2 separate regions of the Homo sapiens genome follow, and region 2 is linked to region 1. A link is an interaction called in ENCODE POLR2A ChIA-PET data of the cell type or tissue named here. Cell type or tissue: CD4-positive, alpha-beta T cell. All regions are shown on one strand.

The links. Peaks named below come from ENCODE experiments on the same cell type or tissue, not always from the same donor. Only the 100,000 strongest peaks of a DNase experiment are listed, where the experiment ranks them.
Region 2: POLR2A ChIA-PET joins it to region 1 with 5 read pairs; 2 of 35 experiments call an interaction of 5 or more read pairs at or near these places.

What each region holds. Positions count from the first base shown.
Region 1 is chr13:27,945,937-27,950,936 of GRCh38, forward strand. No RefSeq gene overlaps it. Among named protein-coding and RNA genes, the nearest start is that of LINC00543, 5.1 kb to the right of the region's middle. In CD4-positive, alpha-beta T cell, no CTCF peak of the experiment used is centred here; no DNase peak of the experiment used is centred here; H3K27me3 peaks cover 979 bases.
Region 2 is chr13:27,129,354-27,134,353 of GRCh38, forward strand. All of the region lies in intron 1 of USP12 (ubiquitin specific peptidase 12), which reads right to left. All of the region lies in intron 1 of USP12-AS1 (USP12 antisense RNA 1), which reads left to right. Among named protein-coding and RNA genes, the nearest start is that of USP12-AS1, 6.3 kb to the left of the region's middle. RefSeq lists an enhancer at 1,718-1,787 and a silencer at 1,818-1,867. In CD4-positive, alpha-beta T cell, no CTCF peak of the experiment used is centred here; DNase peaks (open chromatin) are centred at 1,428 and 1,978; H3K27ac peaks cover 581 bases.

The DNA.
Region 1 (5,000 bases):
GTATTTGAATAAAGTGAGAAAAAATAGTATTTGAAGCTGGAGAAAATAAAATGTTTATTATATATTGGCAGAAAATTTGGCAACACTGTCATCTGAGATAATACGGAAAACCGGAAGCGTACTTAATAAGCTCAAGTAGTCCAGCCAAGGAGATTTCTGGGCAGGATACTAAAGGTGCCACCAGCTTCTTATAGCTGCCTGTGTAAAATCTGAAATGATGAAGATGAAATAAAAAAATATGATGATCAGCTTTCACGTCAAATTAAGAGGACACATAGAGGGCTTTCAGCTGAATTTATCCAGCAGGAGATTCTCAAGGCAAGAAAAGACCTCTAGGGAAGATCAAATCTAGGATACAGTCAAGAAAATGTGTTCTCATAATAAAAATGAAGACAAACATATGACTTTAAAGCTCCTTGTTGAGATCTAAGAAAGGTATAAGGTGGTCCTTTGTAGACTCTTTCAAGTAGACAAAAGGCCTCCTAAGGATTCTACGGAAGCCTTTCAAACAGCCTCTGTCTAACAGTAGGGCTTCTGAAAATCTTGCAGGCATTGTTGCACTACAGCTTCATGGGGAGCTCAAGGTAGAGAAGAGCTTATCACAAAGAGATTTGTGGGTGTAGCCTTATCTAATGGCATGGAGTTTATAAACTGATACATAAGAAACCCACAAAGATGTTAAAGGAATTATATTAGCTTTGTTCAAAAGGAACAGATAGTACAAAATAAAATAAGGCTCCCCAGACTTCTAGTCAGAAAGCAGGCTGAAACTGCGCAGGCTACTTTTTGTTTGTTTGTTTGTTTGTTTGTTTGTTTGTTTGTTTTGAGATGGAGTCTTGCTGTGTCACCCAGGCTGGAGTGCAGTGGCACAATCTCGGCTCACTGCAATGTCCGTCTCCCAGGTTCAAGCAATTCTCTGCCTCAGCCTCCTGAGTAGCTGGGATTACAGGCACCCGCCACCATGCCCGGCTAATTTTTGTATTTTTAGTAGAGATGGGGTTTCACCATCTTGGCCAGGCTGGCCTTGAAATCCTGACCTCATGATCCACCTGCCTCGGCCTCCCAAAGTTCTGGGATTACAGGTGGAAGCCACCGTGCCCAGCCAGACACAGGCTACTTTTTATGGAGAAGAAAGGATAACTCAGAAAATGGGAATAAAGACCTACAAAGCAGAGGAAAAATTTCCGGAGAGTACTTTGCAACAAGCAGGACTGGGCCCTAACCAATACATGGGCAACATATGCTCAGATAGGTTTCAGAATTAACATAAACCAATGATTGTTACTTGTTTCCATTTTCCACACTTTAGAACAAGGGTATTTATACACATTATCCTATACCTATATCACTTTGTGTTGGGCTTATTTGGGGGAAGAGTGGCAGAAAACCTTATTTCATACGTTTTCAGATCAAGAGGACCATATTCAAGCAACTTAACTGAAGGAGCCTAATCTGCACCTGGACCTGATTTATATCATGAGACCCTGTACCTTGAGCATAAGCCCGGTGCTTTAATGAGATGAAACTTTGGGAGGAAAGAGCTTGGATGTGGAAGAACGTAAATAATTTGTGCACATGCGGCAAACTGGAAGTTTGAAACACAGCTGCAAATTTTTTTATATTCCTCCCATGGAGTGGTGGCTTTATGTCTCCCCCTCTCAAACCTGGGAGGGCCTGTCACTTCTTCAACCAACCGAAAGTGGTGGTGGAAGTGACACCATGTGATTTCTGAAGCTAGGTCAGAATAGTACATATAGCTTCCATCCTGCCTACAGGGAACACTGACTCTCGGAGCGCTGAACCACTAATGTTAGAAGCCACAACCCTATGGAAGCCCAAGCCAAATGAGGAGGAACTCTGGTTAACAACCCAAAGTAAGCTCAAATTTCAACTTTGTTTTAGCCCAGATACCAGTAAAGAACCCTCTAGGTGATTTCAGCCCCAGCCATTCAATTCTTCCTAACTGAGGCTCCAGACGCTGTAGCATGGAGACAAGTCATTCTTACATACCCTATCTGAATTCTTGTCGCACAGAATCCATGAACATAATGAGATGGTTGTTGTGTGACATTAAGTTTGAAGTTGTTTGTTGTTTGACAGTAATAACAGGAATACTGCTATATTAGTTTCCTGTGGCTGCTGTAACAAATTATCACAAACTTGGTGGTTTAACACAACAGAAGTTTATTCTCTTACAGTTCTGGAGGCCAGAAGTCCAAAATTGTTATCACTGGGCCAAAATCAAGGTGTTAGCCGGGCCACACCCCCCTTGAGACTGTTAGGGAATACCCCTTCCTTGCTTCTTCCAGCTTCTAGTGGTTGCTGACATTGACTTGTGTCGAAGCCAATATCTACAAATTTCTCTCTGTTCCTTCTTCACATTGCTTTCTCATGTAGTGTGTGTGTGCATGTCTGTCTCTGTGTGTGTGTGTGTGTGTGTGTGTGTGTGTGCATAAGATGAGACAGGCTGCAGGGAATCTCTTCTGTTTCTCTCTCTCTCTCTCTCTCTCTCTCTCTCTCTCTCTCTCTCTCTCCCTATATATATATATATATATATATATATATATATATATATATATATAGTTTGTTTGTTTGTTTTTTGAGACGGAGTTTCACTCTTGTTGCCCAACTAGGAGTGCAATGGCATGATCTCGGCTCACTGAAACCTCCACCTCCTGGGTTCCAGGGATTCTCCTATCTCAGCCTCCCAAGCAGCTGGGACTATAGATGCAGCCATCATGCCCAGCTAATTTTTGTATTTTTAGTAGAAATGGGGTTTCACCATGTTGGCCAGGCTGGTCTGGAACTCCTGACCTCAGACGATCCACCCACCTCAGCCTCCCAAAGTGCTGGGATTACAGGCATGAGCGGCCTTCTGTTTCTCTCTTATTATGACATTTGCAATGGCATTTAGGGCCCACATGAACAGTCCAGGATAACCTCTCCATCTCCATATCCTTTTTTTTTTTTTCCTAGACAGAGTCTTGCTCTGTCACCCAGGCTGGAGTGCAATGGCATAATCTCGGCTCACTACAACATCTGCGTCCAAGGCTCAAATGATCCTTTCACTGCAGCCTCCCAAGTAGCTGGGACTACATGCGCCCACCACCATCCCTGGCAATTTTTTGTATTTTTTATGGAGACAGGGTTTCACCGTGTTGCCCAGGCTGGTCTCAAACTCTTGAGTTCAAGCGATCCACCCTCCTCGGCCTCCCAAAGTGCTGAGATAACAGGTGTGAGCCACCACACCTGGCCTCAAAATCCTTGATCATACCTGCAAAGACTCTTTGGAGTTGGATTTTGATTTTTTGTTTGTTTGCTTGCTTGTTTATTTTGTTTCTCATACAAAGTAATGTTCATAAGTTCTAGGAATTAGGACATGGATATCTTTTGGGGTGCCCTTTTTCAGCCTGCTATCACTGCATAGTTGCAAAATACTACACTGTATATATTCTTTTGTATCTTGCCTTTTTAAATGTATGAGCCAAAATAAGCATTCCCATGCCATTACATACTCTGAAAACAGAAACTTTAATGGTTATGTAATATTCTATTGAGTGAATGTAACATAAGTTAGTTATCCAAAACCTTAATTTTTTTTTCTTCTTTTAACTTTTATTTTAGGTTCAAGGGATACATGTTCAGGTTTGCTACATGGGTAAATTACATGTTGCTGGGGTTTGGTGTATAAATGATTTCATCACCCAGGCAGCAGTGAGCATAGTACCCAATGGATAGGTTCTGTTTTGTTTTGGAGACAGGATCTCGCTCTGTCGCCCAGGCTAAAGTGATGATCTTGGCTCACCGCAACCTCCGTTCAAGTGATTCTCATACCTCAGCCTCCTGGGTAGCTGGGATTACAAGTATGCACCACCATACCTGACTAATTTTTGTATTTTTAGTAGAGATGGGGTTTCACCATGTTGGCCAGGCTGGTCTCAAACTCCTGACCTCAAGTGATCCACCCACCTCGGCCTCCCAAAGTGCTGGGATTATAGGCATGAGCCACCAAGCCTAGCCCCAGTGGGTAGTTTTTGATCCTCGCCCTTCTCCCACACTCCACCCTCAAGTAAGCCCTGATGTGTATTGTTCCACTCTTTGCAGCCATGTGTACTCAATGTTTAGCTTCACTTATAAGTGAAAACATGCAGTATTTAGTTTTCTTTTCCTGGTCTCTGGCTGTATCTGTGTTGTTGCAAAGTACATGATTTCATTCCTTTTTATGGCTGTGTAGTATTCCATGGTGTATATGTACCATATTTCTTTTATCCGGTCTACCATTGATGGACATCTAGGTTGATTCCATGTCTTTGCCATTGTGAATAGTGCTGCAGTAAACATACGTGTGTATTTGTGTTTTGGGGGGAATGATATATTCCTCTGGGTATATACCCAGTAATGGGATTGCTGATTCAGGTGGTAGTTCTAAGTTATTTGAAAATCTCCAAACTGCTTTCCATAATGACTGAACTAAACATTCCCACCAGCAGTGTATAAACATTCTCTTTACTCCACAACCTCGCTACCTCTTATTTTTTGACTTTTTAATAATAGCCATTCTGATTAGTGTGAGATGATACCTCACTGTGATCCAAAACCTTAATGTTGGATACTTATTTCCAACTCCCTATTTTTTTAGTATTTCCTGAGACTAGATTCTACATATGGAACTTAGTGAGTGTGAGCAGTTTATGACTTGTGACTATATTGCCAGATTGCCATTTAGAAATACATATTAATGTATTATTTTATTATTCCTGTGGGGTGCCTGTTTCATCATATCCTCACCAGCACTGAGTACTGGATTTTTTAGTTTTGGTTATTATTTGCCCTTTTTTTTGAGACGGAGTCTCGCACTGTTGCCCAGGTTGGAATGCAATGGCGTGATCTCAGCTCACCACAACCTCCACCTCCCAGGTTCATGTGATTCTCCTGCCTCAGCCTCCCGAGTAGCTGGGATTACAGGCGTACACCACCACATCCGGCTACTTTTTTGTGTT
Region 2 (5,000 bases), 820 kb before region 1:
TTTAAGTTCTGCAAAAATAAAAACCATTCTTAGTAACCACACCATCAACAGCTCATAAAATGACAGTGTCACTCTAAAGCTATGCGTAGGCCAGGTGCAGTGGTTCATGCCCATAATACCAGCACTTTGGGAAGTCAGAGCAGGAGGACTGCTTAAGGCCCGGAGTTCTAGAGAAGGCTGGGCAACATAGCAAGACTCTGTCTCTACAGAGGATGTTGTGGAGCACGCCTGTAGTCCCAGCTGTTCGGGAGGCTGAGGCAGGAGGATCATTAAGCCCAGGAGTTCGAGGCTGCAGTGAACTATGACCTGGGCGACAGAGTGAGACCCTATCTCTTAATAATAATAATAGCAAATAAAAATAAATGTATGCATAATTTTTGTGAAGGATGTTAGAGAAATGCTGCAAAGAACTTTATTCCATTAATGTAGTTTCGGTCTTTTCAACAACAAGAAAGCACCACTCTTTGATAAATGGTGGGGAAGTAGAAAAGAACTGGCTGCCAACTGGCATGAAGCACGGTCACATCCAAAACATACGAGTGGAGTGACCAACATGAAAAATGGCAGAGTAGAAAGCTCCCAGGGTTAGTCCTTCCACCAAAACCATTAAGCTGAAAAATACATCAGAATCAACTATTCTGAACCTTAGAACCTAATCAGACATTAAACACCCAGGGCAGTAGTTGATGAAGGGAGAAGAGAGCACAGCATGCAAACCAGCTACTATTCCCTACTCCTCAGCATCCCCAGAGGCGGGCACAGGACCACCTCCTAGAGCAGCTGCCTAGTAACAGGGCTGGCAGCGGGAACCTTGCCCTCAACAATTTAGGATTGTGCATTTTGCTCAGTTCTGGCAGTAGCCTGGGGAAACAGCACAGATTCTTGCTTTTGTTTCTGTCCCCTTAGGCTGCAACCTTTCTTGTTTTTTTCCCTTTATTGAGGGGGATGGGGATCCAGACATTATACTAAATCTCTATCAAGTCATAGCTGTCCAGAGATAGTAAGACAGAAACTTCAGTGACCACACACAACAAGGAATACAGACTTTGCAAAACTGGTTTAGAAAAGTCATTATACAAATGGATGACTGCAAGCCTCAAAAAAGCAATCACTGAGGAGGTGGAGAATCTGATTTTCAGAGTCACCACATTACAACATTCAAACTGTTCAGTTCTCACACACACACAAAAAAAATCACAAAACATGCCAAAAAAAAAAAAAAAGGAAAATATGGTGTATTTGCAGGAAAAAAGAATTTGACAGAAACCATCCCTGAGGAATTCCAGACACTGGAATGACTAGTCAAAGGTATTATTAAATCAATCGTATCAACGGTATCACACTGGGGTCCCAAAACAAGAGCTGAGCACGCTTACTTCCCCACGACTAACGTGGTTTTTTCAGTGAGTCACTTGTTGAAATCTCAAATTTCCTGGATGAGAACCATTTCTGCAGGGATCAAATGAGGTCAAATCACAAGTCCAAAAAGATTACACAAGTATCACAAGTCCAAAAGATTAGCTAATTCTTGAAGGCAACAACATTTAAATTCCACCACTTTGCTTCAGCAAGCCGTGACGCTTAAAAACAAGGGTGTCAGAAAAATTCTGGATGAAAAGATCAGTTCATGAAAGTAAGGAAGGAATAGTGTTGTGCAGCTATAGAAATAACAAGAGCTGAATGACACTCAAAGTTTATGTGTGGCATTTTCAAAATGCAGTAAAATTCATTTTTTAAAATAAGCACAGATTTACATATGTTAAACACAATTTGAATACAAATTCAGAATGCAGGAAGCAGTCAATATGGGAACTTGAGTGTGGGTACATTACAAAGAAGAAAGGTAAGAACTGGTAAGAGACACTTTAGCCATAGCAGGCCAGAAGGCTGCACAGGTGTGAAACCCTCCTGGTGAGAGGGTGAGCAGTGAGCTCCACCACCACTTCTCAAACCACGTGACTCTGGGTGAGTCACTTTCTCAGTCTTAGTTTCCTCACCATATCATACAGGAAAATACCTACTCTGCCTACCTCGGGGTTACAGAAATCAAATAGTGAATGTGAAAGTGCTGTAAAACGTAAAGCATTATGTAAAGGTATGACTAGAAACATGAGTCATTTGGATTTTTCTAAGTAATCATTTTACCAAAGTGAGCAACGTGATGGAAACTTGCCCCAGTAGAGTGAAGTACCTTGTTCAAGTACACTTGGTTTTGAAAGCCACTATGTAAATGGAAAAGAGACCACTCTTTAACCTATGTAAAAGTCTGAGGTTAGCTTCCTATGGACAGTTAAAATATCAGAACAAGCACCAAATCCCTTTCATATGCTTTGTATAAAACCTTTTATTTTATAAGTACTCTAAGTTCACAATCTAAAAATAATTCAAACTGTAAAGAGGGTGTAAAACTCAAAGTATTATTCACCACTCCCTCTCTTAAGGTTCATTTCCCTGGAGACAATACCCATTAACGGTTTTAGTTCTTAATAATGATTATCATAACTTTAAATAATATATTGCATGCCTCAGTCAACAGCTCTTAATTCTGTGCTTTTGCAAGAAGAGAAATTGACACACACACTACCTCCCAACTCTCCTTCCACAGGCCACCTCCTAATTTTTATTACGTGTCACTGGGTAGAGTATTGTTCTAGTGCTTCTACTGGTTCTACATCTAAATCTTTAGCTAGATTTACCAATTCTCATATAGCACGTAAGAAATCCGGGCTATGAAACAAAAGGAAATAAGCACATTCACCTTTCCTGCTATCCCTCATTTCCTCCACCTCCCAGCCACTTACTCATATATTCAGGGATTATAACATTTACATTAGCTTCTATAATTATATCTTCCATGCTTTATCTTTGGTGTATTCAAAAAGCAATTAACTAGAAAGAGTAGATACTTGAAGGGTAGCTAATGTGTGCAAAGGAGATTGGCTTATGAAGTAGAGAGGGGCCAGTAGAAATGTTAGTAACTTCAAACAAGAAAATTTTAGTTACACATGTTAAAAAATGTATAGGTTACTAGCAAAACATAAAATATCATTCCAATAAAAAGCAGTACAGGAAGGCAAAAAAAAAGAAAAGAAAAAGAAAAAGCAAAGGAACAGAAATATAGCCCTCACTCATTAAATTACTGCCCCTCGAAGGAGACTCTTCCATGTTCCAATCTCTTGGTTGTCCTCAAGTGTCTGGAAATCCCTGGTTGGCTGTACGGCTTTGTGAATGAAAGATGGTTAGTGTAAGTATCTCAAGAGGGTTTCCTCTGCATTTGCGTAGGTCTGGCTGTCCTAAAAGATCGTTGGTTTCAAGTTCTATGTGTGTGAGGAGCTGGTGGGCACGTTAACAAGAAGAGCAGTACTCAGAATAGGAATGTCCTTGTCCTGTGTCTGCTGTAAAAACCAAAGTGCTATGTATGAGCTCTTCTCTGCTCTCTCCACTCTCACGCACTCCTCAGACAAAAGATCACCCACTTTCTGGCAAGACCATGACTCTAGCCTTATCCTAAAGGTGAAAGCCTGGCAAACCAGCCACTCTGAAGGGGACAGAAAGGAGGCTCCATTGAGCCAGCTATTCTGAATGAACTTCTTTAATTACCATGGTGATGGCAACACAGCCATGCTCCTACTATGAACTGTTGATTCCAAACTCAAGCTTCCACCAGGGCTCTCTCAAGAAGCCCAGGGTCAGCTGTTAACTAACACTTATTAATTATTCTCTCTCCTGCTGTAACTTTTTCTACTAGCTGTTGTCTCTCTAATCCTATTTACTATCTTGCAATCCTCTAGGAATCCTCAAAAATATCTGATCTATTAATAACACAGTCTATCCTCTAGCTCTATTCCAGTTCAATAAACTTAACGCAAACACCACACTCACCACACTCACATGACATCTTTCTGTTATTTCTATAAAAATTTTAGAATGGGTGTGCACATGCTTAGACTGATCTCAGGATCCTTTATAACATAGTTTAACAAGAATAGTATTACTTCAAAGTAGTCTACTCTTCCCAGAATATAAATTATCATCTAAATTACGTAAAAAGCTTTGCTAGTAAACATCTACAATACCATCCTGGCTAACATGGTGAAACCCCGTCTCCACTAAAAAATACAAAAATTAGCCGGGTGTGGTGGCGGGCACCTGCAGTCCCAGCTACCGGTGGGGCTGAGGTAGGAGAATGGCATGAACCTGGGAGGGCGGAGCTTGCAGTGAGCCAATATCGCGCCACTGCGCTCCAGCCTGCGACAGAGCAAGACTCTGTCTCAAAAAAAAAAAAAAAAAAAAATTCTACAATAATGGGAGAAATACCTGGAGCTAAATCAATCTGATCGGAAACTCTCAGCCCATACCAAAGCAGGTTTCATTCAGACCACTATTTCACTAATAATCACCAACAGTTTTCTTAAATACTACATATAGAAATGTAAAAAAAAATTATATTCAGAAAAATGTCCTAATTTTATTCTAATTTATAAAGCAATATTTGGGGCTGGGAGTGGTGGCTTGTGCCTGTAATCCCAACCCTTTGGGAGGTCAAGGCAATAGGATCACGTGAGCCCAGGAACTTGAGACCAGCCTGGGCAACACAGTGAAATCCCATCTCTAAATAAATAAAATAAAAACATCAGCTGGGCATGCCCATTAGGTGGTACATGCCTGTAGTCCTAGCTACTTGAGAGCCTGAGGCAGGAGGATGGCTTCAGCCCAGGAGTTCAAGGCTGCAGTGAGCTATGATCAGGCCACTGCACTCCAGCCTGGGTCACAGAGCCAGACCCTGTGAAAAATAAATGTTTAATTAGTCACACATTATGACTGAAATGTGTGACTGCCCTATAAATGAAAAAGACTAAAGAAGCTCTCTCTATAGGGTTACTAACAACTTATAGGACAGAATTTGGAGAAAGGTAGCATAAAAGAAAGCGTTTTGATCAAAAGCAGTTCAATTTCTAAAATTTCTCTATCACATTTGGCTTGCCATATAAGCTCATTCT